Regions from separate parts of the Mus musculus genome. Here region 1 is linked to region 2. Evidence: chromatin loops called from intact Hi-C (ENCODE). Cell type or tissue: gastrocnemius. All regions are shown on one strand. Links, peaks and the distances in the headings refer to the core of each region. The heading gives the core; the rest is flanking DNA.

Region 1 (15,394 bases), core at 4,276-9,275, 160 kb before region 2:
TGTCCCTATGCCCCTGAAAAGTCACATGGGCCAGCCAGTCCTTAGCCTGGTTCTAAAATAGCCTGGACCTTGAGCCTGGGTGCATGCCTTGTTAAGTCCCAATCCCACAGGCACAGTTTTAGGGCTTGCCTAGCATGGGGGCAAGGACCACATAAGGAAGAAACAGCATTTCTCTGTAGAGCCAGCTCCAGCTCTCGAAGCTCCAGCAAGAGTCCAGAATGTTGAGGATTTTGTCCCTGAAGATGGCCTTGACCGAAGCTTCCTGGAAGACACAAGTGTGCCTAAAGACAAGAAAGTTGGAGCCAAAGGTCCCCAGCAGGATAGTGACAGGTAAGGGTCAGATTGATAGAGCTGAGCACAGGGTCCACCTCAAGGACCAAGCAACAGAGCTTCCCCATCCCATTCATACCTGGGTCTCCAAAACCCCATTGTGGGCACAGCCTCCGGTGCTTACTAGGTTGGCAGTTAGCTTTGAGGACAAATGGAGGAACAGAGGGAAGGGCTTAGGTCATGTCAAAGCCCACTCAGTACAATCATTGCCATCCACCCTGGGGAATACAGACAAAGGACTTACCCGGGACTGAGGCAGAGTTTATGGCCACAGCAAACTAGAGAACATTAAGCTAAATCTTCCTAGGATAGCAGGAGCCTTGACAGATGGCCTATCAGGGATACGGGCACTCTTTTTTTTTTTTTTTTTTGGTTTTTCGAGACAGGGTTTCTCTGTGCAGCCCTGGCTGTCCTGGACCTCACTCTGTAGACCAGGCTGGCCTCGAACTCAGAGATCCACCTGCCTCTGCCTCCCGAGTGCTGGGATCAAAGGCGTGTGCCACCACGCCCTGCTAGGGATATGGGCACTCTTGAAGGCCCAATCTATGTGTAAGGTATAGTGAAGGCCACCTGGGTCTCCATATAGACCCAGAGAAGCAAGCCCTAGCCAGGTCTAATTTCCTGCAGCTAGCCCTTCTCAGTCCCTTCTCTGAATTCTAACGACACTTGAACATCTGTCTACAGTTAAGCCTGAGATTATTCCCTCTCACAGATCAAATGTTGAGTGACTGTTATCATCTCCAGCATCACCATGTTGTATGGGACCAAGGGCTTCCCTTCCAGAAACAAATAAATTAGGGGCTTCTCTCTGGACTCCTCCCACTGATTCTGTCACTGACCAGCAGCAACTAGGCAGTGCTTCCCTCACTATTTAGTCCCCCTCTTGACAGCAGAATACCCCTGTAACAGCCCAGAAGGTCTTGCCACTGGGATATGGTACTACAGACAGGGCAGCTCTACAGGCAGTGGGGTGGGTAATCAGCAACACACAGCCCCCTCAGAACCTCTGACTGCCTACCCCCCCCTCTTTGCAGTGACGATGGGGAGGCCCTAGGAGGGAACCCAATGGTGGCAGGTTTCCAGGATGATGTGGACATAGAAGACCAGACACATGGCAAATCCCTGCTGCCCTCGGATCCCATGCCCAGTAAGAACATCAGTCTCTCAAGTGAGGAGGAAGCCGAAGGACTGGCAGGCCACCCTAGAGTGGCCCCTCAGCAATGCTCAGAGCCTGAGACTAAATGGTATGGGCTGGGATTCCCAGAGTATGTCCAGCTGAGGTGGCAACCCAGGGTGGCCTCTGAGTTCCTGACATTTCTTCTTATGTGAAGGTCCTCCACCAAGGTCTCACATCCACAAAAGAAGAGAGCTCCCACGAGAGGCACGCCACCGTGGTCAGATGGTCTCACCACTGATGACTCTGAAAGACCCCAGGAAGGGAAGGACAAACAGGTGTCATCAGAGAGTGATCCTGAGGGGCCCATTGCTGCCCAGATGCTGTCCTTCGTCATGGATGACCCAGACTTTGAAAGTGATGAATCAGATACACAGAGGAGAATGGTAAGGACAGGTGCTGACTGGGCAGCTCAGGCACCATCCTTCCAGAGCTAGAGGACAATCAAGAAGGTCTGTTTCCCAGAGCCTGACGAGAGGCAGGAGAATGTTCCTGGCTCCAGTGCCCCAGAGGCACAATCCTTTCTTATTTACTGTGTGGCTGAAGCCTGCTGGAGAAAGTGAATGAGAGTCCATGGGAGAGGGCCCATTGTCCACATGAAGGCCCTGCTGATCTTTCTGAATCTGGGTCAGGTTACCCCTCCCATCCAGCCCTAGCCCCTGGAGTCGTAAGTGAACTTGCCAACCTTGTTTCCCAGATCCCTCGGAGTGGTCAGGGCACAATCGGCCTACCAGCTGCTCTCTTTCCAGGGCAGGTTTCCAGTAAGAGAAGACCTCTCTGATGTAACTGATGAGGACACTGGCCCTGCTCAGCCACCTCCACCTTCCAAGCTCCCAGGTGCTTTCAGACTGAAGAATGACTCCGATCTCTTTGGGCTGGGCCTAGAGGAGATGGGACCTAAGGAAAGCAGTGACGAAGGTAGGAGGGCCTGGAACCTGCTGGATCCTAGAGGTCCTTGTCTGTGATACTCCTGTGTTTACATTTACATTGCCTATGGTTTCTCTTTTCACCACAGTAATTAGCTGTGAGATTGGTGAAACTGTCACACCAGCTGGCAAATGTGCACCCAAGTGTGGTCCAGAATAGTCATCTAAACACTGTCACTGTCACTCTATCCATGGTTCCCTATGGGTCCTCACCTCTACCAAATGTTCTACATTCCATGCTTTCAGGTGTCCCAAGCCTTTGGGACAGAATTCTTTTGGGAGGGGGAAAAAAAACCACACAGGCTAATAAAAGGTTACTGCAGGGAGAATACCTGGGAATCTCGGGCCGGCCCAGGCTGCCTGGAGAAGTCCTTGGACTTGGGCCATGTCAGCCCAGCAAACAGCTTAGGACTGTACTGTCAGGTTCTCAGCCCCATAGGGAGGGGAAGAAATTACTTGAAGGCTTGTTCAAGACTCACCACCACAAAAATACATAAATTGCCTGTGGGACCACGCCCTGTTGGGAATGGGGTCTCTGCAGCAGTGCCTCTGCCTAACTCTACAAAGTGGTAGCAGGTAGGAGCTCAGCTGTCCTTTTCTGTGCAGATAGAGACAGCAAACTTCCCTCTAAGGAGAAGAAGAAAAAGAAGAAGAAAAGCAAAGAGGTACCTACTCTGTCACTAACCTCCCAACTAGCCAAGCCATCCAGGCTCCTAGAATGTGGGATTTAGCCTTGTGGGTTGCCCATTGACTCTAGTTCTGCTCTTCATGACCTTCAGGAGGAAGAAAAGACTACAAAAAAGAAAAGCAAACACAAGAAGAGCAAGGACAAGGAGGAGGGCAAGGAGGATCGGAAGAAGAAGAGGAAGCCCCCTCGGAGCAAAGAGCAGAAGGCTGCAGATGAGCTGGAAGCCTTCCTGGGGGGTGGGGCCCCTGGCAGCCGCCACCCTGGAGGTGGGGACTATGAGGAGCTCTAAACATGCCTAGGGCAATTGATTGTCTGGGAAGAGGTGGGCTGCCAGTGGCTGGGAGGCTGCTGTCTATGCACCCACATTCCCAGGACCACCCTGCCACCTATGTCCCCCAGCCATTATGTCTGCCCCCATGTGGTCTGGCCCACTCTACATTGTTTTTTGTGCAGAAGACCTTGGTGGTGTTCAGGCCCTTGGGTCAGGCGCTGCAGGTGCTGGGCCTCAACCCAGCAGAAGCCTGCTCTGCAGGGAGGGAGGGGACAGAATAAAGTTGCAGCTGGCTTGGTGGATCACCTGGCCTCCCAGAAAGAGCTGCAACCAGTCCCCGGTGTTTCTCAGGGATGTGCCTGGGGCCGAGAAGGGACCCACCAGGGTCTGTTTACAGAGGCAGGGCGTGGGGCTGCTTGGCTTCTCTAATGCCCACCACCCAGCCCCACTCCTGCTTGCCTTCCGGGGCTCTCCCAGAGCCACAGCATGGCTTGGGTTGTGGACCTTCTTCCCCATGGATCCAGAGTGGCACAGGGTCCTGCCCTGAGCACAGATGTGTCATGTGTCACTCAGGAGGGCATGGCAGCATCTGCTACTGCAAAGTGGCCCAGGCCCCGCACTGGGTAAGCCTGGCAAGAGAACACAATGTACCACTTCTCCTGTGGGAGAGGCACTAACGGGCTGCCACTGTGTGCCAGCTGCGCCTCTGCCCGCTGAGCGCCTGCGCAGGTGAGCCCAGAGGGCACCTTCTTAGACACTCCAGACCCATACCATAAAGCTCTCTGATTTTACTGTGGTGTGTGACTCTTTTTCTGGTCCCCTAAACAGCTTGAGATGAGGCCAAACAATGGACTAGGTGCTGTTAAGCCAAAATTCGGCCCAAAGGGTGGTCTGAGGACTTAGTACCTAGCCATACCATGTAATCCAGAGGACCAAGGTGGCCATGGTTCAGGGCTTACCACCACAGGCTGATACAAGGTTACTGCAGGGAGAATACCTGAGAGTCTCAGGCCCTGGGGCCCTGGTAAGGTAGTTGTGTCCTGCTCTGCACTGCCTCCCTGCCTGCTGGGAGTCTGGGGGCGCCTGCAATTGAGAATTTCGCCCCCGCTGGCAGCTCTCCACCCTCGCCCACTGTGGACACGTTGCCATGAGAACCCTCCAGAGGCAGGCATTTATCACTGCTAGTGACGTTGGGGGTGGAGCATAGTGCTGCGCCTACTGTGGGCCAAGGCTGAGAGTACTTCCCTAGAACTTGTGGGGGTGCTATGAGGGGGGCTTCCCTTTTCTGCTAGGGAGCTGTGTACACAGGACAATTGATAACTGAGCAGGCACTATGGGACAAACATTACCTGGCCCTTTAGCTCCCAGACTTTGTACTCCTGATGTAGAGAAAGGGTCTACACGTAAATTACCCCCACTACTGCCCAATAAGCCGTAGCACCGGGATCTTGCCAGGTCTGGTGCCTAAATAGGCAGGTCTGGCATCTATAGCCCATCATCTACCAAGCTAGGATGCTGGAAGGCCCAGTGCCTCTGGCAAGAGGCACGCAGGGCCAGAATGAGGTTGTGGCTTAAGAAGTGAACCTCCTGAAGACTTCCCCCAAAGGAAGCAGGCGGTGGCCACCCAGGCTATATTGGACACTGGAAGTTGCAGCTACACTCCAGGCTGAGCAAGCCATCTGGCTCCCGGGCACCTGCCGAGATTTTGGCGTCTTCAGAGCCAAAGAGGACAGTTCCTGAGGAGAGGCCAATGGGCATCTGCTCCCACCCAGGTCCAACCACAGACGTGTATTCTGGAAACTTCCCCAAACCCAGTTTCTCTAAAGACAAGCCAAGGTTTCTGGCTCCTTACAGGACCCTGCCTGGAATCCTTCTGGCAGGCTTCTCTTGGTGCAAGGGACTCCCTGTTCAGACCGAAAGATTTGTGCTTTGGGGATGCTATACATTACCCTTCACTCTACACCGCCTAAAATGAGAGCTAGGTCGTCTGTGGTCCCAGTATACACCTACCTTATAACGCGGCCCCTTTAAGTGCTATTCTATTGGTAGCCACTAGGGGCAGTACTGAGCCGCCAGGCCAGGATCACAGCTGCTGCCTCCAAGCTTCTGCTGGTACCGGGTGTATGTATATATATATATATATTTATAGCGGGGCCAGGTACACACTGGGACCGACCTGGGCTATGCAGACTACTCGGGCTCGGCTCGTGGAGTAATCACCAGGTAAGAGGCCAAGCCAAACTGCCCAGCATGTGGAGCTGTTGGCACGGGAGGGGGCTGCACGGAAGGATGAGGAGTCCCCGCCCCCAAGCAACGCAGACTAGGTTCTTGCTGATGGCTGCTCCAGGACGGGCCAAAGCAGGACTGCTATTTGGGAAGGGCCTTCAAAATACCTAGGATACAAGAGCAAGCCCCAACCCCATCCCAAAGGGAGCGTGTGTCACAGTGCACTGCTCCTGACAGCTGCAGCCAGCAAAGCCGACTGTCACCTTCCTGGGGCGGAGCCTCAGACCCTGTCATCTCACCCAAACTCTGACCTGGCACTGAGTTTAGAATGAAAGGGGTCTTAATAGGGTCGGCATGAACCTGGGTTTGGAACAAGCCTTGGTACTTAGTAGCTCTGACTCCAAAGAGCACCCCTCTAACAGCCCCTTGTACACCTGGACTAGAGACCCGAAAGGCCCATCCACTTACAAGTCCTGCCAGGCCCCAACACACTCTCAACTTCCTCTGGAGCAGATGTCCTGGGAGTAGGTGCATTATGGGGGGAGGGTGTGTGTGTGTGTGTGTGTGTGTGTGTGTGTGATCGCCTTCTTAAACCCTCTTTCTCTAGCCAGCTCCAGGCCCTGGAGACCACAGACACTGGTGGCCCACATCTGAACATTAGCCTAGATCGTTTTCAGCCCATAGCTCCAGGGATGAACAACCACACGTTTCCATGGAGCTTTCCAAAGCCAGAGTGGGAAGGACTCTGTCCTGGGGAGGGGCTTTCCCGCCCTCTCCTCTGCCTCCTCCTAGCTAGCAGCCTCCTGGCTTGGTACACTAGTGGTAGTTTTCAGCTTAGAGGAAGGACACCATGAACTCGTGGCTCACATGGCCCCACGTGGTTCTGTAGCCTAAACCTGGCTTTAGCACACACTGGGGGTGGGGGAAGGGTCCATGTGCAATTCTGCAAAGCAGGAGAGTCTTGCTGTAGCCTTCTCTGTTCCAGCAAGCTTGGTGGGTTTCATTCAAGCAACTGGGGTCCAAGATTTATGCAAAAGGAAGAGGGATTTGAGACCCAAGAAAACTCTGGGATCATTCCTCTGCCTAGGACCTCATCGAGTTGAGGGGACTTACGCTTAGTTAAAAAGGACTTGAGTGCTAGGAGAAGAGTTCTCTGCCCAGCCTAGTCGGCAGGCAGGAACCATTCATTGACTCACCTGGGACTCTGCATTATCAGAGGGTCTACCTGTAAGGAAATCTAAAAGTGCATCGTTCCAACTGTAGGCACCAGAGGGCAGTAGTGCTGAGATCACGTCCCGCTTTGATCTACCTAAGCCTGCCCAACCGACCCTAGTAGGGGGAGAGAATGCCTGGCAGGTTTAACTCAGGAGTTCCCTCTACAAAGAAGGTCCACAGTAGCCTAAATTCTCCTGGCCCATCTACCCCACAGGTCGCATGGACTGTGAGCTTTCTCCTGCAGGTACATCTAACATAGGCATGGAGGCAGCACCAGAAGCCTTGACCATGACCTGCAGCCAAGGCTGCACCATCCCCTATGCCCCAGGTAAGCCGGACCAGCACGTGGGGTGGGGTGGGGTAAAGGGCTTGGGGTGCAGAGGAGGCTGCCCTGACCGGTATCTCCTCCCAGGGCAAAATCCCCGAAAGGCCGTGTGACTGGAGCTGCCAGCCTGGGGACGTCTTTTAAGATGACCCGCACGGACCCGCCGGACTTGCTGGTGTCGACCGTGTACCAGGACATCAAGGTGGTGGACCCAGGGCTCACGTCCAAACGCCAGCCATGTGAGCGATCCGTGGCCCGGCCTGCTGCGCCCACGCCTTTCAACAAGCGCCACTGCCGTAGTTTTGACTTCTTAGAGGCACTGGACGAGCCCACCATGGAGACACACCCAGAGCCGCCACCTCCTGAACCTGCGCCACCGCGCGCCCGACCCAGAGACAGCGAGCCTCGGCGCCGCACCCGTTCCAAGAGCGCGCCCCGTGCGTCCCAAGGCCTGGCGACTGCTCCAGCTTCGCCGCCCGTACTGCAACGCAGAGGTCGGGAAGCCCAGCGTGCAGTGCGGGTGGAGGGGTCGCCGCGCCGGGAGCCCTCGTATCCTGCGCTGAGAGCTCTCGCTAATGAGCTGCACCCCATCAAGCTCCAGCCACAGCGGGGAGGCCCCGGACGCATCGCGCCTCTATGCGCCACCCCAGGCCGCTGCGCACCACCGGAACCACCCTCTGGACCTGTCCCCCATGTCCGCTGCCGTTTGGACATCAAGCCGGACGAGGCAGTGCTGCAGCACGCCGCCCGAAGCTCGCGATCTTGCGCACCTAGAGAGACGACGTCCTGGGCTCGCACAGCTCCACAGTTCCATGGCCTCACAGTTCCCGGCCCTCGCCACGTGGCCCTGTCACGCACTCCTACCCCCAGTGACTTGTACTGTACTGACCCCAGAACTCTGTACTGTGACGGGCCACTGCCTGGGCCCCGGGACTACTTGGAGCACCGCAGTCAACCCTTCACAACGCCTCCAGGTCCCACCCAATTCTTCTACACCGAGGAGCCAGAGGGCTACGCAGGCAGCTTTACCACAAGCCCCGGCCTTCCCTTTGATGGCTACTGTTCCAGGCCCTACTTGTCCGAAGAACCCCCTAGACCCAGTCCAAGGCGTGGGGGCAGCTACTATGCTGGCGAAGTACGCACCTTCCCGATCCAGGAGCCCCCCTCCCGCTCCTACTACGGGGAGACAACTCGAGCCTACGGTATGCCTTTCGTTCCCCGGTATGTCCCAGAAGAGCCCCGGGCGCACCCTGGAGCCCGCACTTTCTACACCGAGGACTTTGGGAGGTACCGAGAACGCGATGTACTGGCTCGGACTTACCCGCACCCGCGCAGCAGCCCACCCTGGGCTGACTGGGGTCCGAGGCCTTACCGCACCCTTCAGGTAATGCCGCCTCCCGCCCCTGGACCACTGTTGGCCTCGTGGCACGGCGGCACCGGCACAAGCCCACCCCGGCTGGCCACCGATAGCCGCCACTACTCTCGATCCTGGGACAACATCCTAGCTCCTGGTCCTCGTCGTGAAGATCCTCTAGGACGCGGCCGCAGCTATGAGAACCTCCTGGGACGCGAGGTTCGGGATACGAGGGGTTCATCCCCTGAAGGTCGGCGTCCACCAGTCGTAGTGAATTTGTCCACCTCACCCAGACGCTATGCAGCACTGTCGCTGTCCGAGACGTCGCTGACAGAGAAGGGCCGCGCGGGAGAGAGCCTGGGCCGCAACTGGTACGTCACGCCAGAGATTACCATCACAGACAACGACCTGCGCTCAGTGGATCGCCCGACTGCCAAGGGCTGGGAATTGCCTGGAGGCCGACCACGGCAGCCCGTATCCACGGTCCCTGAGGGTCCTGCTTCAAGCCGCCAGCGCAGCCTCGAGCAGCTGGACGAGCTCATCACTGACCTGGTCATCGACTCACGGTCGCCAGCCCAGGCCCCGGAGCCTGCCGCCGAAGGTTTAGGCCGCCAACTACGCCGCCTGCTGGACTCACGGGCTGCAGGCCCTGGAGGGGCCACCCTGCTGGCGCCATCGCGCTCGCCCCCGGCCTCGGCTGGCAGCACTGAAGAGCCCACCGGCTCGGGGGAGGCAGCGGACGCCTCCCCCGAGCCCAGCGCAGACGAGGATGACTTGATGACCTGCTCCAACGCGCGCTGCCGGCGGACAGAGACCATGTTCAACGCCTGCCTCTACTTCAAGTCGTGCCACAGCTGCTATACCTACTACTGCTCGCGTCTGTGCCGCCGAGAGGACTGGGACGCGCACAAGGCGCGTTGCGTGTACGGCCGCGTGGGCAGCGTGTGCCGCCACGTGCTGCAGTTCTGCCGCGACAGCAGCCCAGTGCATCGCGCCTTCTCTCGCATAGCGCGCGTCGGATTCCTGTCGCGAGGCCGTGGCGTGCTGTTCTTGGGCTTCCCGAGCCCAGGCTCTGCCGACAACTTCCTACGCTTTGGCCTCGAAGGGTTGCTGTTATCGCCCACCTACCTGTCGCTGCGTGAGCTGGCTACACATGCGGCGCCCCTGGGTAGCTATGCACGAGAGCTGGCGGCAGCAGGAAGGCTCTATGAGCCGGCAGAGTGCTTCCTGCTTAGCGTGTCCGTGGCTGTGGGCCCCAGCGCTGCACCCCCCGGAGCCGCTGCCCGGCCCGCGCCGCGCACTCCTGGGCCCACGGTGCGCAAGTTCGCCAAGGTGGCTCTGGCCGCTGGCAGCCCGACGCGTCCTCCTCCTGCGCGTGGCGGAGAGCCAGATATGGAAACCTTGATCCTGACGCCACCCCCAGGTACTGCGGGCCTGGACGAAGAAGGTGAGGCCGGCCGGCGCGCACGTGAAGTAGCCTTCATCCATATCCAACGTGAGCTTCGAATGCGCGGCGTCTTCCTCCGCCACGAATTCCCACGGGTCTATGAGCAGCTCTGTGAGTTTGTGGAAGCTAACCGGCGCTTCACGCCCACAACCATCTATCCCACGGATCGGCGCACTGGCCGCCCCTTCATGTGCATGATCATGGCTGCATCGGAGCCGCGTGCACTAGATTGGGTAGCCAGCGCCAACCTGCTGGACGACATCATGTGAACCATGGAACTATTAGGCCCAGGCCCCGACCCCGAGCCCTGCCTACTCTACTCAGGCCCTGCCTGATCCATCACGAAGGCCCCCAGAGTCTGGACCAGTTGGTTCAGCGCCTTCCAAATCCCCTGGGCCTCCTTTAGTCTTATACAAATTCTCTGCCCTGAGCTCCACCCACTCCACACCTCTAATTTTGCCTGGGAGCCCCCACCCCCACCCCTGTCCCGTTTCCAACCAGCTGCTTCTTTTCTTCTCTGTTCGTAACCGGGCCATCCAAATTCCACATCCTGGGCTCTCCCCAAGCCAGTCAAGGAGAGGGGGCTCCCCAAGGGCCCGGTCCTCGCCCTCGGTGCTCCCCACTGGGAGGTGGGGTGGGACTGAGGACCTCTGGGCTCTGCCTGCTACACTCATCCCATGGGGACAAACTCAGTTGGTGTATGTTGTGGGTGCTTGCTATAGCTCTCCAACCCTTCTAGTCCAGAAATCCATGTTAACCAAAGCCCGATGTCCTTACTTCGAGCACTTCCCCTAACCCTCCTGTCTGGGGTGTATCAGGCTCAGAGGGCTACTCCCTGTGCACCCCTATGAGGTTGAGGCAATGGGCGTAGCCAGCACTGTACACGTACCAGTGCCGCCTGTCCTTCAATACTCTCACCTTAGTCTGGGCACTTGTAGACAAGTTGGAATACTGGGGAATTTTCAGGTTAAGGCCAAGGTACAATCCACCCTGCCAGATGGAAGCCTGAGCAGGGGAAGCAGTGTGGGCGGCGACCCAACCAGAGTTAAGATCTGGGTAAGGATTTGAGCTCCCAACACCTACCCAACAAGATGGCCTTAAAAATCTGCCTTCCAGAGAAGATGGAGAGGTGGGAAGCGTGTGCTGACGAATTAGCAGACAACCCTACTGAGAGCAGCTCCTACCACGGAATGACTTGGGAATGAGTAAGGAACAGGGCTGTCCCTAATTAGGAACTGGACTAGGAAAGGTGCTTAGTAGTGAGCCACCAAGTGTGGGTACGGTTAAGGAGTCGGTGCCGAGGCCTGCCCCGAATCCAATCCTGTGTGCAAAAGTGCCCTGGCTGCACTCCAAGCTGAGAGAGAAGCCAAAGCCTGACGTGTTGTGGAGAGGTCTAGGCTTCCCTAAGCCCCTTGCCTGACCCCGTACCTGGATCTGAGCCCAGGACTTTGTGGAGGGTGTGACCCAGAGAGGGCTTGCGACCAGATTCTCCAAGAATCTTGGGAGAAGAAGAAGCCCCAAGCCCTTAGGAGCTCTGAAAGTTCAATTGCAAGAACCTGGGACACACACCTATGCACGAGGGTGTGCACACGCGCCAGCTACCCTCGACTGGATGTCCCCGGGACACTCCAGCTCTCTCTCCTTGGCCCCTGTCTTAGCACATGCCCGGATGCCGCTCTTGCAACACTTGCTGCCCCGCCGCCTGCCGCCCTCCCCAGGGGCTCCACAGTCCCTCCTGCGGCAGACTGGCAAGAACGCCTCTGACGAGAAGGGCAAGTGCTTTCGAACCAAGTAAAATAGAACTTGAATGTAGCTGCTGCTAATAACTCGGTAGTGGTGGTGGTGGTGGTCGTCGTCGTGGCCGGGGGGGGGGGGGGGGGGGGGAGCATTGCGTCAAAGCTTCCGGGAGTAGGAGCTTAACAACCCGCAACCGGAGTATTGTGGAAGGGGAGGCCCGAGGGTGTGAAGTGGAGTATGCAGGGGAGTACTTGAATTTGGAGAGACCGGAGAGAGATCCTCCGGTTTACAGGTGTTGGGGAAGAGAGGACTTCGGATTTATGGTTTACGGATTGAAGCCTTAGGACCCAGGAGTGGAACCGGAGTGCGTCCTTGCATCCTTTTGCTGCCCTGCAGCGGGTTGATTTACAGCACCACGGGTTAACCTATGCCTCGGCTCCTTTAACTGGGACTCATGAGCCCGATCCCAAAGCTGCAAAGAACTGGGTTGCAATTGGCCAGTCCGTGCCTCAGATTGGAGGTACAACTGGCTGAGGCTCTGGGCTAGGTAAGCATTCCCTCACGGGATTGGCCGTGGCTGCCAAAGGGCCCGCCTCCCTACGCATAGGCCTGGGTCGGGTTTGGTAAGGGGCTGTGGGGCCCAGAGATCGAGCGCTTCGGGGAACATGGCGGCGGACCTCGGTCAGATTCCTGATGTAGACATTGATTCGGATGGCGTCTTCAAGTATGTGCTGATTCGAGTCCACTTAGCAGAGCCTTCTGGGGATCCGGCGAAGGAGTGCAAGGAAATCGTGCGTGGCTACAAATGGGCTGAGTACCACGGTGAGGGCGGGGCCTCTGTGCCCTTGGAGGCGGGACGAAGGTTAGGGGCGGGGCCTTACAGTTGCTGGTAGCGGAGTAGTGACTGCTAATATATCATGACTTGTACTAACACATAGCTAGGCTGACCTAGAAACGTCGGGATTTGGGCAGAAAGGAGTGCCATGACTGGGATCTTCTTAATCCCGTCTCTCACTTCGAAAGTGTCTTCTTCCTCCCGTTCATCTTTTTGCCAGCGGGGGAAGGGCTCATCTTCTCTGGGAAAAAGACCACCAAGAGCTGGAGCTTCTGACCCCATATCCAGCCCTAGAGTTCAGTGTGGGGCCAACAAGGGCGGCTAGGGCATATCCTGAGGCCACTCTCCCCACCCCAGCGGACATCTATGACAAAGTGTCAGGCGAGCTGCAAAGGAATGGCTATGACTGTGAGTGCCTAGGCGGCGGGCGCATCTCCCATCAGAGCCAGGACAGGAAGATACACGTGTATGGCTACTCTATGGTGAGCTCCAGTCCCCAGGTCTCAGCCAGACTGCAAAGCTCACCTTTGTGAGCCTGACCCCACCCCCACCCCACCCCACCCCACCCCTCACACCACCATTCAGGCCACCTTTGGGACTCTGAAAGTTGGAGCTACAGAACCCTTACTTAAGGGCTGAATGGGTTTTCCTTTCCCCACGTTTTCCAAATGACACCTTGGGCTACATCCCCGACTTGCTCCAGATCCTGATGGGTCTGTGTCCTGACTCTCTAGGGGCCCTTGGAGCCACCAGTACTGGGGTCAAATTCACAGTTCTATGTTGATCCTTTTTCATAAAGTCCACCTTAGACCCTCAGGCATCACCTGAAGAGCTCTTCAGTCCTCATCATGATCCCAGTATGATTAGGATGGTAGGATCTGCTAACTTTCCCCAGGGCTGCTATTGCTGCGGCTTCTGGGTGGGCTCCCAAAGCAAAAAACTAGCAAACTGGCGGTCATCCTTTCTCTAGGGTTACGGTCGTGCCCAGCACTCTGTTTCAACTGAGAAGATCAAAGCCAAGTATCCTGACTATGAGGTCACCTGGGCTGACGATGGCTACTGAAGCTCTGCCCCACCCCCCACCCCCCGGACTAAGTCAGGTCTCTGCTCTTGCTGTGTTCTGTTTTGAGGGGCTGGCCCTGTGCTTTCCTTTTGTACCTTAGGCAGCATAGCACCTGCCAGGCCTTAGAGGCCAGACCAATCTGGTCCATAGGAATTAAAAGCATTGATATGCCTACTAGTCCCTGACTTGTGTCTTGCCTTCTTTACCTTTGGATTGCACCGGACAGACCTGCTCAGCTTCAGGGGCCCTGGGAACTACTGGTGCACACTCAGCCCCCTAGGTGCAGATAAGGGGGCCCCTGCATTGCAGCCATTTATGGCTTGATTGTTCCTCCATGAAGCTGCTATCCCCAAGGACATCTGGGAGGGGGCCCCACAGGCCTTGCACAAGAAGTCAGTTCCTGGCCACCTAAGGCCTGGGGTGCCCACAAGTGCCCCCTTCCTGTAGTTCATCCAGGAGTCCCACCAGGAAAGGGTCCTGGCAGCCATTGTCCCGCCAGCTGGCAGGCTACATTTTTCATCTGTTCTCAGGCCAAGCCTGATATCCCTGAGTGATCGCAGGAACAGTCATGCTTGTGTCTCCTTCACTTGGGACTTTAACTTAGATGGATCTTAGTCCCAGGACCATTTACACTCTAATTCTCTGCACTAACCCCACTTCACCATACAGGACAGTGGGTAGGCACCAGCTTAACCCCTGCTCTAAAAAGTCTCACACACCTTGTGCCATTATAGTGAGTCCTAGGGAGAGCCAGGGCTGGGGCCTCCCTCACCAGACTTGAGCCAGCCTTCGTCAGCTCTGTAGACGGCACACAGACACTACTGAGAGAGATACCCTGTATAGGCTAGGAGGCAGCTGAGATACCCTGTATAGGCTAGGGGGCAGCTGAGATACCCTGTATAGGCTAGGGGGCAGCTGAGATACCCTGTATAGGCTAGGGGGCTGACCTAAGGCGAGACAAGCCCCAAGGTCTCAGTCAGTCAGTCATAGGCAGATTCTAGTTCCATGTGACAAGATCTTCATAACTCTGACATTCCTCTTGCCTCAGCTGTGGGCCTTTTCATGGGAGAATGAGTTTGTGGGCTCATCAAGACTTTTTCCAATCACCAACCACACAGCACATGATATCTCAGAACAGTTTTTGTTTTGCTTCATTTTTTTAAAAGATTCCTCCTTTTTTTTTTTTTTTTTTTTTTGGAGACAGGGTTTCTCTGAAGATTTGTTTATTTAATGCATATGAGTACACTGTAGCTGTCTACAGACATCAGATCCCATTACAGACAGCTGTGAGTCACCATGTGGTTGCTGAGATTTGAACTCAGGACCTCTGGAAGAGCAGTCAGTGCTGTTAACTGCTGAGGCATCTCTCCAGCCCCTTGTTCGTTTTTTTTGTTTTGTTTTGTTTTGCTTTGAGACAGGGTTTCTCTGTGTCCCTGAACTCTCTTTATAAACCAGGCTGGCCTCAGACTCACAGAAATTGCCCTGCCTCTGCCTCCTGAGTGCTGGGATAAAAGGTATGCACCACACACTTGGCCACTCAGGGCAGTTTTTAAAGATGAATAGGAGACTAAAGATGGAGCTCGGCTGTTAGAGCTTGACCAGGAACAGGAAATCCCCATGTTCAACCTAGAGTACCATATAAACTAGTGCACCTATGATCCCAGCACTTGGGAGGTGGAAGCAGAAGGAAATTATTCCCAGCTACGTAGCAAGTTCAGGCCAGCCTGGTCTAAGTGAGACCCTGTGTCAGTACACACACACACACACACACACACACACACACACACACACACACAATCAGAA
Region 2 (15,076 bases), core at 1-5,000:
CCACACAACCCCAGGCCACCCAAAGAGAGCAACTGCATTTTCCCAGGAGGCCACAGAGGCCCCTCCCTGTAATGATGATACCCACTTCCTCCAATCCCTCATTAAGCTGGACCTGTGCTCCCAGATCCTCGGGCATCACAAAATGCTGTTCTGCCACCTCTAGAAAAATGCCTTGTTCTCAGAATTGTCATCCTCAGAAAAGGGCCCCATCACAGTCTGATGGAGCGTCAGCACTTGCCCTGAAGGGCAGACCCAGGAGCTACCTGCAGTGGACTGGGGGGCGGGGGGGAGGGTGCCCTGGGGATTCTTATCTTTCCCTGCCAAGACCTGTGAGCATACAAACCTTGAACTGTAGGTTCAGCCCAAGGTCCAGGGCTGGAAGAGTTGCAGGTTGCTTCCTTCCTGCTCTCCCAGGAGGGGGCTTTCCAGTCTGGAAAGGGAAGGAGTCTGTGTGTCCCTGGCGTGGACAGGCAGGCTGGTGGGCAGGGGGTTGGCATCCACTCCAGAAACAGGAAAGCTAGTCCCAGCCTCAGGTCCAGGCTTGTTTGATTCCCCTCCAGCAGGCTCTGGTGGGCAAAGCTATAGCTTGTAGCCAAGGTTCCTCTCCATCTCACCAAGCCTTCCAATCTGGGGATGCAATGACCCAGCCCAGACCAGGGTAGGGTGGCCCAGCAGGGTCACTCAGAGCTTCAGCCTATACAAAGCTTTTAGCTAAGCTTCCTCCATCCCCACCAGATCCCCCACTCTGCTGAGCCAGACACTATGGAGCCCTGTATGGAGAATAGCAGGCCTGGCTTGTCCATGTCCCAGAGCTCCAGACTGGGAGTTTTGAATGGGAGGACAGTGTTGGCCAGATCGTCCCCAGCATCCCTTTGGGGATCACTTCCTACACTTCGCTCTGCCCGACCCGACCCTATGTCACTCCTGTGCTTCTAGGATTCCTGCCCCCACCCCCACCGCCAGCCATAGTCTCACGTGACAAGGCTGCTGTTGAGACAGGTACCAAGAAACTGACAGCAGTGCCATGGCCAGGGCAGAGGCGAGTGCAGGCTGATTGGCACCTCAGAAGTGCCCTGCCCATCCCCTCGCAGGGTATAACTTCCAGATTGTGGTGGAGAGCTTGCGCAATGCCTAAAGGGGAAGGGAGGGTATGGGTGCCATCAGAAACTATCTAGCTGGTTTGAGGTATAACGTAAGGTGGGCACGAGGTGGGCAGCGGTACCCTTGCTTTTTCAGTTACTCTGTGCTTAGTAAGATAACCATAGTGATATCTGCCCCTTTGTTTCCGCCCCGGCATCTTTCTTCACCTCTCCCCAAGCTGGTGACCCCAGGAGAGTCACATTTTGGCTTCAGAGTTCACTTCACCCCGCCCCACCTCTTCTCTCGTGTCAGGAACCCAGAAGGCTGTGGGGGACCTGCAGGAAGGGGGCCATCCTGCCAGCTTGGGGCCACAGGCTTCTGGCTGCCAGAGCCTGCTGTCCTTCCTGTTTGTGCCGCCAGGCTGGCTGGGGCCTTTGCCCCAGCCTCACCCACGCCCACATGCTCTTCCCTTCCTGGGTGGATTTGAAGGAACCTCCCCCACATCTGCCTTGCTGTTATACTGACCCCCTCCCCATGCCAGCTCAGTTTGGAGGAGGGTCCCACAGGGTCTGTTAACTGTAGGGCACCTGACCATGAGAACTTGCCAACTGAGGAGTCAGTTCGGAAATTTAGCTCAGAAATGGGGTCAGGATGGAAAAGGGGGTGGGGGGAATGTGAGACATCATGAGTCAAAGGGAAAGCCAGGGGACCTCAACATACCACCTCACCTCACCAGGCCTCCTCACTCACAAGGGCACCCAAACCCAGCTTTACATCTGGGGTTCCAGGATCAGGATCACACATTCTATTCTACCCAGCCTAAGAGACCTTGTGGACCCTCGTCCAACCAGAGCAGGGTAGGTACCACAAGACACACACACAGAGAGAGAGAGAGAGAGAGAGAGAGAGAGAGAGAGAGAGAGAGAGAGAGAGAGAGAGAGAGAGAGAGAGAGAGAGAGAGAGAGAGAGAACACCTGGGGCAGCAGGATTTTAAGGAAAGTGCCTGCTTAGCCTGCCTGATCTGGACCCACTCCCCACCCCACCCCCCATCCCCCAAGACTGGTCAGATGTGTGTCTAGAGGTCCCCCTGGTGGCCATTCTCCAGAATCACTTGATCCTGCTAAGAAAGGCACTAACCCACTAACAGTGGGGACTTAGGGCTCTAGGAACCCTCAGGCAAGGCTTGTCTTTGGAGAAGCATAGAGACAGAGCTTTGTAGGCTTGCCGGCAGTAAAGGGGACACCTAGGTGAAGGAGCACGCTGCTGAGGGGTAACATGGCAGCAGGTTGGCAGGGGAAAGGTGTGGTCTCCGTAGTCTAGTCTCTCCTTTCCCATACTCTCTCATCAAGCCTGTCCTTATACTTGTCTGGGTGCTGTTGTTTGATGAGCTACATATCTACCAAGAGCTGGTTCTCTAGGGACTCATGTACCACAGCCCAAGTTTTGCTTGTCCTTTTCTGGTTTGCACCAGGACAAGCTCCTCTGGAATGCACAGCTGTTGGGAAGTTGAGGCTGGAGTACCTAGAATCAGGGGCCACACCCTGGTGCCCCAGGCTGGGAGGGGCTGAAGGACATCACCTCCTAGGGGATTCGGGGATGAAGCTGGGAGGACTTTGTTTCTTTCTTTCTTTCTTTCTTTCTTTCTTTCCTTTTTTTTTTTTTTTTTTTTTTTTTAGTGGGTGTCCTCTCCCCTCTCTCCTCTCTGGTCTTGGGGGTCACAGACACACACCAACACTCCTATAGAGAGGTGTTTAGCTGCTCTCCTAGAGGATATGGCTTGATTTCCAGCACCTATGTGGTAGCTGACAATCATCTGTGACACAGTCCCAGGAGGATCCAACACACGATTCTAACCTCTAAAGGCACTGCACATATGTGGAAATAAACACATTTTTTAAATTACTGACATTTGGGGATGGTGAAAAGGATGAGGTTACAAGCTCATGCTGCTCTTGCAGAGAACTCAAGTTCAGTTGCTAGCATCTATTTTGGATGACTCACAGCCTCCTGTAGCTCCATCTCCAGGAGCTCTGACACCTCCTTCTCACCTCTGTGGACAAATGCACGCACATACCCACACAGAGATGCATGTACATGCTAATTTAAAATAAAGTATTTTAAAATTGCATTTATTTATTTATTTATTTATTTATTTAGGAGTGTGTGTACACATGTACTGTACCATGGAGCATGGTGTGTGTATGTGTGTACACATGTACTGTACCATGGAGCATGGTGTCTGTGTGTACACATGTACTGTACTATGGAGTATGGTGTGTGTATGTGTATACACATGTACTGTACCATGGAGCATGGTGTGTGTATGTGTGTACACATGTACTGTACCATTGAGCATGGTGTGTGTATGTGTGTACACATGTACTGTACCATGGAGCATAGTGTGTGTATGTGTGTACACATGTACTATACCATGGAGCATGGTGTATGTGTGTACACATGTACTGTACCATTGAGCATGGTGTGTGTATGTGTGTACACATTAACTGTACCATGGAGCATAGTGGGTGTATGTGTGTACACATGTACTGTACCATTGAGCATGGTGTGTGTATGTGTGTACACATGTACTATACCATGGAGCATGGTGTATGTGAATACACATGTACTGTACCATGGAGCATGGTGTGTGTATGTGTGTACACATGAACTGTACCATGGAGCATGGTGTGTGTGTTTGTGTGTGTGTGTGTATACACATGTACTGTACCATGGAGCATGGTGTGTGTATGTGTGTACACATGTACTGTATCATGGAACATGATGTGTGTATGTGTGTACACATGTACTGTATCATGGAGCATGGTGTGTGTATGTGTGTACACATGTACTATACTATGGAGCATGGGGTGTGTGTGTGTGTGTGTGTGTGTGTGTGTGTGTGTATACACATGAACTGTACCATGGAGCATGGTGTGTGTGTGTGTGTACACATGTACTGTACCATGGAGCATGTGGAGGTCAGAAGACAATGCCATAGTCACCTCTCTCCTTCCATCATGTGGGTTTTGTGGACTGAATTTAGTCCATCAGGGTTAGAGTTGGTAGAAAGCACATTTATTTGCTAACCAATCTTTTTAGCCAAAATCTTTTTTTTGTTTTTGTTTGTTTGTTTTGTTTTTTCGGGACAGGGTTTCTCTGTGTAGCCCTGGCTGTCCTGGAACTCCCTCTGTAGACCAGGCTGGCCTCAAACTCAGAAATCTGCCTGCCTCTGCCTCCCAAGTGCTGGGATTAAAGGCATGCACCACCACTGCCTGGCTAGCCAAAATCTTTTAAATTACATATTATTTATTTGTGTGCATGTGTGTGTTGGAGTGGTGTGTGTATGGAAATCAGAGGACAACTTGCAAGAATTTGTTCTCTCCTTTTTCTATCATGTGGCCAGGGGTTGACTCAAATAGTCAGGCTTGCCAGCAGCAGCATTTTACCCATTTAAGCCATCTTGCTTAAGTCCACTCCCTGCCTGTTATGTGGCTGCTGTGAACCCCAGGTCCTCGTGCTTGCAAGGAAACACTTTGCAAAATGAGCCATCTCTTCAGCCCCTGAACTAGGAGAGCCTGTTTCCTAGAATACTGACAATACATTCTGTACCATGCTTGGTCTCACCCTGCAAGAAACTTGTTGATTTAAGGACATCTTTCTTTTTAAAGATTTATTTATTTATTTATTTTATGTATGTGAGTACACCATTGCTCTCTTCAGACACACCAGAAGAGGGCATCAGATCCCAATACAGATGGCTGTAAGCCACCATGTGGTTGCTGGGAATTGAACTCAGGACCTCTGGAACAGTCGGTGCTCTTAACTGCTGAGCCATCTCTCCAGCCCTAAGGGCATCTTTCACATGGATGGGTGTTATCCCAGGTTTGTGCTGGGGTAGAGATGGTCACTCTTTGGCATCTGTGCTGAGTGACATCAAGAGGTTCTGTTAAAAGCCAGGTGTTGGTGGGAGGAGCATGTACCATGGGAGGCAGAGCCAGGCTGATCTATAAGTTTGAAGCTAGCCTGGTCTACAGAGTGAGTTCCAGGACAGCCAGAGCTTAAAAAGACAAAGCAGCTGAAACACAGATGCATCCTGCTGGCCTTCCTCTCACAAGAAGCAGATAGGATAGCTAGGATCCTAGGGGCCAGGCCTGCAGAAAGCTGAGGTGGGCTCAGGCCTCTGGCAAGTCAGCCCAGAAGACTGGCTTCTTGTTAGAGCCATCAAGGCACCCCTTAGCAGGGGCCCTGGGACAGAGAAAGGACAGCAGAAATATTGGCACAAAGAAATGGAGCAAAATGGCTCTGAAAAGGGTGAAGCTATGCAACTAGCCTAACAGTTGGATCACCAAACCCCCACGGACCCCAGAGTAGGCAGCCACAGACCCTAGGAACACACTGAGGATATCCAAAATGCTATGGAGGTGAGCATCGAGAACAGACCAGCAGAAAGAGCATTGCAAGCATTGTGGACCTTCCCCTCTAGACAGGCTGAACCCTGGGAAGTCCCCAGCTCTGGCTCCAGTCCCACCAGCGAGACAGGTGTGCTGAGTACCAGGTCTCCCTTTGTTCTGGATGTGGTCTGCATCTCTCTCTATCCCAGTCCTCTGTGGGACCTCTGCAGACAGAGAGGTGCCAATGAGCACCCACTGATATGCCTGGTGCTCAGCATCCTCCCTGCTTTTATCCCACACGTTAGCCCAGAGGGAAGCAGGCTCACAGTAACGGCCAGCTCAGGGCCACAGGCAAGTGAGACAGGAATTTTTGCTGTGGGGGACTCTGGCTCCAGAAATGTGCTGCTTTGGATAAACCAATAGCTTCAAGCAGTGTTGGCCCCATTTCCCACTCATCTTCTTCACCACTCTTCAGGGACATGCTGGTGTCTACACAGCTCTCTTTGTCTTCCCTATTGCAGGGCTGTCTAGGGCCTGTATACTCTCTACCCCAACAAATACTTATGAGTTCTGAATACAAACCTTTGTCTCTCCATATCTATTGATGGCCTGATTTCAGCACCTTTAGCCACATTATTACACACACACACACAAACACACACACCACACCACACCACACAAAAACACACATGCACATAAACACACACACACATACATGCACATAAACACACACACACACTAACACACACACATGCACATAAGCACACACACACACACACACTTACTTTATCCCAAGTGTGTAACTATGCATTATATTGGTAAATTGCCGCGTGTTATTTGAGTTCGTCTAAGAAGCTGTTTCTGGAAGTGGAGTTGCCATCTCCTCATCCCCTCATTTCAGACTCAGGCATATTTAATATTTATCTTAAAGTCTCCTTTGAGATCACTTGTCTAAGGATGGTATGCAGCCCCCTAACTCCATGACAGGAAGAGAACAGGAGAGAGAGAGAGAGAGAGAGAGAGAGAGAGAGAGAGAGAGAGAGAGAGAGAGGGAGAGAGAGAGAGAATATTGTATTCTTGAGAACAGCTAGCGAGCTAAGCCATTTCCAACTGAGGTTACTATTGTTTATCCTGAGGAAGACAAAGCTGAAGTGTGGCCAGGAGCTAGGCCACCAAGGAAGTCCAACTGGGAGGAGCCCCAACTGACCGCCACACCCTCCCCAGCTGGGACCTTTTCTTTCACTTGGATGCCTCCTTCTGCTCTGCCCAGGACTTGGTCGTGAACCCAGCTGACTGCCCCACAGGGCTTCCCCAGTAAAAATGTGCTGCACTGTTTGTTGGTATTTATTGTTTTTCAGACAGGCTGTTCTGGAACTTGCTCTGTAAACCAGGCTGGCCTCAAATTTACAGAGATTCTACTGCCTCTGCATATTGAGTGCTGGGATTAAAGGCTACCATACCTACAGTTTCTGCTGGAGGCTATGAGCACTTAATTTGATTGCGTTTTGTAATCTATCTGTGTGTCTACCTCCTACCTATTCCTGTGATCTGGCTTGCTGTACACTTAATACACTCACCCATTTGAAACAGAAAGTATGGTTAGGATAGGTCATTATTCCAACTGTTCAGAACATAATTAGCAAAGATAGCAGGATGCTATTTCTGTTTTTAAGGAGTGACTGCTATAAAAAGTAGAAAGGGACCTAAGAGATAATGAAACTGGAGATGAAGGGAGTGCTCCCAGAGCACTCAACCTTACATGCAGCCACTGCTAGAACCAGAGGAACAAATGTCATCCTGGTCACCCTGCACTCACAGGGTTAAAGTACAGAAAGAGCTCTCTGCAGCTCCTCTCTCTCTGCCTTTCCTTGCTAATGAAGGCTGCAGCAGGCCCACACCTTAGCACAACCGACTCCATGGTGGAAGTCCCTCTCAAATTGTACAACTCACTGTCAAAGTCCATAGTCACACGTTTCTGTCAGTTTTGTTCCTCTGGCTTAAGACCTGTGCCCCCTTCTTTTGGGGATGTGAGTCCTCTTGGCTTTGCCAAGTCACCCAGAGAATCCCCCCACCCCTAAAAGCCCCACACCTGCCCCACTCTGGGAGCAGCAGGCCTTGCTTGTTGCTTGACTGTTGCTCAGTCAGGGTTGGCCCCTGTGTGGAGTGAGGAGGGGCTAAGCCTCTCCTCCAGGGACCCTTGCCATCTAAGTGCCAATCGTTCTCTCCAAGGTGAGCATTTTCTCTATTCAGTGCCTGCTCTACCAAGTCCCAGAGAAGTTCCTCTGAGCTGAGCCCAAGGAAAAGAGAAAGTTTTTCTTTCCCTTTCATTATTTACATCATTTTTAACCAATGATCCATATAACTGGAAAACTCAAAGCCCACCATTCTCTTAAAAACAATTATAAAAAAACAAAACAAAACAACAACAACCCAGCTGTGCAGTGGTGGTGCACGCCTTTAATCCCAGCACTCACAAAGCAGAGGCAGGTGGATCCCTGTGAGTTTGAGACAGCCAAGGCTACATGCGGGCGCCCCCTCCCCCCCACACACACACACATGCAACTTGTCTCAAAGAAAACTGAGAACGATGCCAAGCAATGGAGCCTAACCAAGAGACTCTAAACAATTTCCACAGGTACCTTTTAGAAAGAATCAAGACAACTGCCAAAAAGATTTCCTTTGTCACCAGTCAGCCTCAGATAGTAAATAAAAAATTATAAAATTTAAAAAGAAATTATAGATAGAACTAGGTCCCAGTTGCTGGATGTGTCTTGAAAGAAAGTCAGAGAGCTGACTGTATAAATTGAAAGCCATGGTCACCTTCTCTGGTGATGAGAGGCAGTTAGACTTACAGAGAGAGGCTCAGCAAAATTTTGGTGTCTCATCCTCTGCCAGAAGAAACCGGCTCCCCAGGACTGGCCTCAGACCAGGTGCCTGAAATTGTTCAACTAACTAGTACACCTTCCTCCCTCCAGATCAAACAATCCCCAATAACCTGGGAAACAAAGGGGAATATTGTAGTCCATATTTCCTGACTTTAAAAAAAAACAGGCACTGGGCTGGTGAGATGGCTCAGCGGGTAAGAGCAGTGACTGCTCTTCCGAAGGTCCTGAGTTCAAATCCCAGCAACCACATGGTGGCTCACAACCACCTGTAATGAGATCTGATGCCTTCTGGTGGTGTGTCAGAAGACAGCTACAGTGTACTTATGCATAATAATAATAAATAATAATAATAAAAACAGGCATTCTGGTGCCCTGTCAGTCACGCTGGGTCACACCTCTCCTGCCCGTGAAGAACTCTGGCACCTCTGATTCTCCTGAGTCTGATTCTTCCAGAGAAACAGGTGTGCACTGCTAGGACTGGAAAGCTGGACTTCAGCCTCCCCTTGGCAGAGGCGAGCCAACCTGTCTTTGCTTTTGAATGGACAGACCCAGAGGCAGGCTATACACCTAAATTAGGTAGCACTAGGATGTAAAGACAATAAATGCTGACCTGCTCTTCATGAGAGGCTTTCCTGGGGGAAAAAAAAAACCACTCTAAGAAGACCACTGAAGGGCTCCTGCTAGGGCTACAGACAAAACATCAGCTAAGGAAGTCCAACTTTGCACACCAGAGGCTACTTAGCTTGCCTACCAGCTGAGGGGAGGCAAACTGTCTCAGAGTAGCTGCCATCCTAAACTCTAAGACTAGATTCGCGTTTGAGAGTTCCTAGGTGCAGTTAGGTATCCCTGCCGCTGGACACTAGAGTTTGGGAAAATAGCAAGGCCTCTACACACCAACACAACAAGGGGCACTGAGCCCTAGTCTGGGCTGAGACTAAACAAAAGGCTTTGGAGGCTTTAAAAATAGCGTGAACCTCAGTTCCAGCCCTAGTACTTCCAATTGGCTCAAAGCCTTTGTCCACAAGACAAAAGACAGAAAGTTTTCACCCAAACTTTGGGACCATGGAAACACCCTGTGACATACATGTCCAAATGACTGGTGCCTGGAGGCAAAGGATGACCCACTTGTTGAAGAGCTGAGATGGTTACTGCTAGTTTAATAAAAGAGGGCAAGCAAGTTAACTCTGGGTCAATATCTTATATTCATAGCACCCCAATGCACGGCTGAGGCCATCCTCTGAGGAACACCAGGAAGCTGGCTCTCTACTGACTGTGTGACCCAGTACCAGGCCCTGCTCCTAGACCACCCTTGAGTCCAGTCTGAGAAACCTACTGCCATCAATTCAGCACCTTCTTGTCTATCATGCAGATGCTCATCTATGTCTGTCATAAAGATAAAACCAGATACACAGGAGCTGCAGTAGTTACTTTATCTGAAATGATTTGGGCCCAAACTGGGTACCACAGCACAGAGCGCAGACCTGATAAATCTGACCCAGAGGGATAGATGGAGACTATTACCATGGGCCATCACCAGTCGGTATACTTTTACTACAAGGCACATACATGGAATGATCTATAGAGAAAGTAGGCTTCTCACCCCTGGAAAAAAGACATTAAAAAAATCCTGGCTATCCCAGAGGCTATTTAGCTTCCAAATTGTTGGGCTACTAACCTGGCTGCTCAGCAAACAGCCATAAGACCAATGGGGCCTGTTGATATTCTGATAACGGCAACAGTTGGTGCTGTCTGAAGAAGAAATGGACAGCTCAAATCCAAAGGTTGATGGAGGAGACAACTGGAAAGACTCTGGTAGCTGACCTTCACCAGGCTATTCATCTGTGGTCCACAAGATTATCGGAGTTGCTCAGACCAAGGTATGTTATACCTAGACTAGACTAAATGCTGGATTTGTGCTCAAATGAATCCAAAACTTATCCAGAAAGTGTGCAGATGAGAGACTAATACCCTGGAAAACTCTGAAAAAACTGACTTGACCAAGATCTGGCTCACTAGAGAAGGATAAAAGTACTTGCTGGCCTGGAGAGATGGGTCAGTGTTTAAAAGCACTGGTTGCTCTTCCAGAGGTCCTGAGTTCAATTCCCAGCAACCATATAGTGGCTCATAACCATCTGTAATAGGATCTGATGCCCTCTTAGGTGTGTCTGAAAACAGCTACAGTGTACTCTTATGCATTAAATAAATAAGTAATTTTTAAGTACTTGCTAGTTTTGTTTTTAAAGATGCATGTATGTATTTATTTATTTATACTTATTTATTTATGAAGGCTCACTCTATCTGCATGTACACTTGCATGCCAGAAGAGGGCATCAGATCCATTATAGATGGTTGTGAGCCACCATGTGGTTGCTGGGGATTGAACTCAGGACCTCTGGAAGAGCAGACAGTGCTCTTAACTGCTGAGCCATCTCTCCAGCCCTGTGTTTTTATAAATACCTTTTGGGGCTGGATAAAAGTGTTCCCACCCAGATAAAATTGCTCAAATAGTGCTTTAAAAGCTCCTCCAGGAAATTCCACCCATCCCGAAAAAACATAGCCGGGCAGTGGTGATGCATACCTTTAATTCCAGCACCTGGGAGACATAAGCAGAAAGATCTCTATGAGTCCGAGGCCAAACCTGATCTACAAAATGAGGGTTAGGGTCCAACCACCATTGCTGTCAGGCCTGGACCTGGGTACTAAGAAAGACAGATACAGGGAAGGTATTAGCTAGTGTCACTACAGACCAGAAACGCATATTCATTTTGACCTTTGCTCACTAATGGCCACTTTAAATATCTGGTTGTATGAGAGAAAGGAAAGATATGGGAGTTTATCTCTGATAAAGGAATACAGAGTTTACAATTCTATGCATGCCCTGTGGCTGAGCCCCTTGGTTGCCCAGAAACAGGGGAGTTTCCATTGCAAAAGTTGGGGTTTTAAAACTAACACTTCCTGGGGAAAAAAAATCCTTTAAATAAAAGTTCTGGCCTTTGAGAAATTGAGAAAACTTGGGGAATCAAACTCTATGCCACAAAAAAGGGTCTTTGGGGATAGATTTAATCAATACTAGCTAAAAATCAGCCAAGATTGCTGTTTATGCTTAGACACGCAGACCCACACTACCTAGGAATAGAAACTGTCAACCCATTGACTGATGATGAGCTTCACTGTGACTCGGGGCAGCCCAGATTAATGCTAAAGGACTTACAAAGAACTTGCAAATATCCAAACCTCTAACCTAGGTATTTCTCCTTACTCTGATACCTGCGATTCAGTCCTGTGAGTTAACTCATCTGGATAACAGCAGCATTACCAAGCCCCTGAGACTATCTGCTGCTGTCTGGTGCTAATGGTTTGCCTAAATGTGCCTCTTCTGATACTTTCCAAACTAAATAGACAGGTTGGTCAGGACCTAGAGGTATTAGAAAAACAGTTAGATTCCCTTACAGAAATGGTCATACAAAATTAAAAAGATTTATTTTATTATTATTTGGGGGGGGGGTCAAGACAGGGTTTCTCTGTATAGCCCTGGCTGTCCTGGAACTCACTCTGTAGACCAGACTGGCCTCGAACTCAGAAATCCGCCTTCCTCTGCCACCTACCTGAGTGCTGGGATTAAAGGCGTGCGCCACCACGCACCGCTAGAAGAGATTTAAACTTCTCTTGAGATTTAAAAAAAAAAAAAAAAAAAAAAGCTATGGGCTGGAGAGATGGCTCAGCGGTTAAGAGCACTGACTGCTCTTCCGAAGGTCCTGAGTTCAAATCCCAGCAACCACATGGTGGCTCACAAACATCTGTAATGGGATCTGACACCCTCTTCTGCATCTCAAGATAGCTACAGTATACTTAGACATAATAATAAATCTTTGGGGGGAAAATGCTATGCATGGCTTGAAAAAAAAACATGTTGCTTCTATGCTAATTGATAAAGAGAAATTTTTAAAAAATTGTGCCATGATGTGAGTTGGGACTCAAAAAGAAAAAGAAACAAAGATATGAATCGGGTAATTGATACCAGTCTCTGTCTTCTTGGTCCCCTGGCTAACTACTCCACTATCAGCATTGACTGAGGCTGGGCAGGCCCCTTCATTTTAAACTATATGGCCAACTGTATGGTTCAGTAAAATTAATGGTCCTTAGGACCAACTAGACCTCTTTAGGGCAGGATGAGCCCATGATTTGACTCATTCACTAAGTTCAGTAGGGAATGTAACAGGACCCCAGACCTTAGCACAACTGACTCCATGATGGGAGGGCCATTCAGGCTGTAGAACTCAGCATACAGACAGCATCATATAGCAGAACAAAAAAAGACCTAATCCATCAAAGTCCACAGTTGTAGGAAAGTCTCAGAATGCCCTAACCTTGCTTTTTTGGCCTCTGTATTTCTGCTCCTGGCTATGTGTTCTTGTTAACTGAAGTATGTCAACCCAGGGCGTGGTTTTCATGCTTAACAGCTCATCCTGAGAAAGGCTCAAAGCTACACTGGGATCCTGAGGACCCAGTGTAATCACTGGATGAATAATAAAGACTTTCTATTGGCTTAAACCCATGTCCCAGCAGTCTTCTCTAGTGAATACCCCACAACAAAGGTCACTGATAATTCCACAGGCTCTGGCTTGTATGTAAAACAGGAAGAAACTTAAAGGCTTAACACTATGGACAGATAAAATCTTCATTTACAACACTGTGCATATATGTGTGTGTGTGTGTGTGTGTGTGTGTGTGTGTGTGTAATTTTGATTGAACTCTTGTTTATAGAAATAAGAGACTGTAAGTAGATGAGAAGTATATAAATTAGATTGTATTTTTGGTCAAAAAGAAAATAATATTGCAGACAAGGGTAGGTTTTACCGAATAGAATAAGATGTTTGTCCTGAAACTGAAAGATGAGGACAAAATTTAAAAATGCAAGCTGTAGCACTAAGTTGCAGAAGGCCTAAGTGAGTTCTATGAGAGCTGTGGACAGGATTTAAAGATGGTGTATGTCTAGTCTAATCAAGACAAAGACTAGGGTTGGGGGGGTAACTGCTTGTCGAAACTGAGTCATAGCAAAATCAACACTTACTTAAAATTGTTTTGTTTTTGTCTAAGCTTTCTCTAAATGTTACACAGAACTTAAAATTACAAAGCTAAAAAGAAAAAACAAAAAAACAAAAACCCGGGAGTGGTGGCAGATTTCTGAGTTCTAGGCCAGCCAGGTGTATAAAGTGAGCTCTAGGACAGTCAGGGCTACACAGAAAAACCCTGTCTTGAAAACACAAAATAAAAGAAAAAAGTTACAAAGTTAGTAGAGTAAAGCCATCTTTTGGGGGATAGCCAAAGCCTTGAGCTCTGCACCCATGAGAATTAGAAGGTCAAAAAGGTCTTCCAACATTTGACCCTTGCCCTGAATGGCCAGCTAGGACCCAGGGAACACTGGGACCCCTCCCTCCCTCTTTGTTACTTAGAGCAGGCTGACCATGAACTCATAGAGATCTGTCTGCCTCCGCCTCCCAAGCATCCAGCTCACCTATCTTCTTGACCAGAGGCCACAAAGTCTCCAGAGATCAGACTTTAACCAGCATATGTCCTACTGGAAGGGAAGTAATGAAGGGACATGCTCCCTATGCTTTCAAAGGAAGTCATATGGTCAGCAGGACTCTGACCCAGCCCTACGGACAGCACAACTTGTAGAGAAAAAAAAAGGAGCCAGGATGCTTCTCTTCATTCATTCAGTTAGCTGGGCACTCAGAAGACAGAGGCAGAGGCAGGCAGATTGCTAGGACAGCCAAGGGGGCAGGTGCACATGCTCGCACACACAGCACTTTCAATCATTCAGAACGGAAAGTATGGCTGCTATCATGGTTCCATTTCCCAGCTCTGCACATGGTTTGGGAGGCAAGGCTCTGTGTACACCTTACCTAGATCCCTGCCTCATGCACCTTGCTATATGTACACTGCATTCCCCAGGTCCATCTGCTTGGCCTGTCTCCCTCCCCCACCAACACATTACATACAGAGGTCCAGGAGTCTGTCCCTGAAAGAATCCTACAGGCCTATATGCTATTCTCTTGGGGGTTTGTCCTAGGTTGGTAACACGCAGGAATGGAGATACTGGGTACCCACAGAGAGGCATATGCAAACCGCTCCTTTTCCTAACTCTTTTTATCCCACAGAAAGGGGTCTTCAGAATCTGGCCATCTTTGGGCTACTCTAGCCTTATGCTTATACCCTTAATATTCCTAACCTGTAGGGCAGAAGAGTGGGTAGGTAGTAAGAGTGAGTGCCCACTGTAGATGATGAGGTTGTCCTGTGTTTGATTTTCCTCCAGCCTTCAAGCCCCTTTCGGAGGTACCACCTCTCTCTGGAATTGCAAGAGAAGGTCCCAGTCCCTCATTGAATGTCTATCCGCCAAGGCTTCCCAGGGAGGTGGGTGACTGTGGGCTGATCACACCATCAGTGAACCCAGAAGCCACTCACAGGTTTGAAAAAAACTTTAATTGGCTTTTGTCTCCAAAACTCTCTATCCATGCCTGGGCTCTAGGGTTCCTGGACTTGGATCTCCAGTTTGAGGGTTCATACCAGACAGAGAATGTGCAAGCAGATGCTAGATCTCCCACATAAGGCGGAGAATCTCCCTGGCAAGGGAGTCCAGGGGTGGCGCCTCCCTCCTGCCAAAAGCATGCGGGGGTCACAATGCTGCTCTTTTCCATGGGGAACACCAGGACTCGCTCG

What was found. Peaks named below come from ENCODE experiments on the same cell type or tissue, not always from the same donor. Only the 100,000 strongest peaks of a DNase experiment are listed, where the experiment ranks them.
Region 1: a loop joins it to region 2, with 2.8 times the contacts of the local background. A loop is called at or near these places in 1 of 42 quality-filtered maps.

Annotation. Positions count from the first base shown.
Region 1 is chr2:25,571,804-25,587,197 of GRCm38, reverse strand. Ajm1 (apical junction component 1) reads left to right here and starts at 7,099. Exons shown (of 1, transcript NM_001005424.2): 1 at 7,099-11,782. The coding sequence starts at 7,301. The coding sequence ends at 10,225. It overlaps Phpt1 (phosphohistidine phosphatase 1), which reads left to right and starts at 12,327. Exons shown (of 3, transcript NM_029293.2): 1 at 12,327-12,515; 2 at 12,886-13,010; 3 at 13,499-13,767. The coding sequence starts at 12,359. The coding sequence ends at 13,591. It overlaps Rabl6 (RAB, member RAS oncogene family-like 6), which reads left to right. Exons shown (of 15, transcript NM_001024616.2): 10 at 180-330; 11 at 1,365-1,574; 12 at 1,662-1,890; 13 at 2,254-2,422; 14 at 3,037-3,095; 15 at 3,210-4,181. The coding sequence ends at 3,407. In gastrocnemius, for the core only: CTCF peaks have their summits at 6,885 (motif pointing right) and 9,156; DNase peaks (open chromatin) are centred at 7,641, 8,245, 8,559, 9,046 and 7 more places; H3K4me3 peaks cover 3,038 bases.
Region 2 is chr2:25,409,236-25,424,311 of GRCm38, reverse strand. It overlaps Fut7 (fucosyltransferase 7), which reads right to left and starts at 1,070. Exons shown (of 4, transcript NM_001289453.1): 1 at 976-1,070; 2 at 344-566. It overlaps Npdc1 (neural proliferation, differentiation and control 1), which reads right to left. Exons shown (of 9, transcript NM_008721.4): 9 at 14,818-15,076. In gastrocnemius, for the core only: a CTCF peak has its summit at 2,196 (motif pointing left); DNase peaks (open chromatin) are centred at 490 and 2,183; H3K27ac peaks cover 244 bases.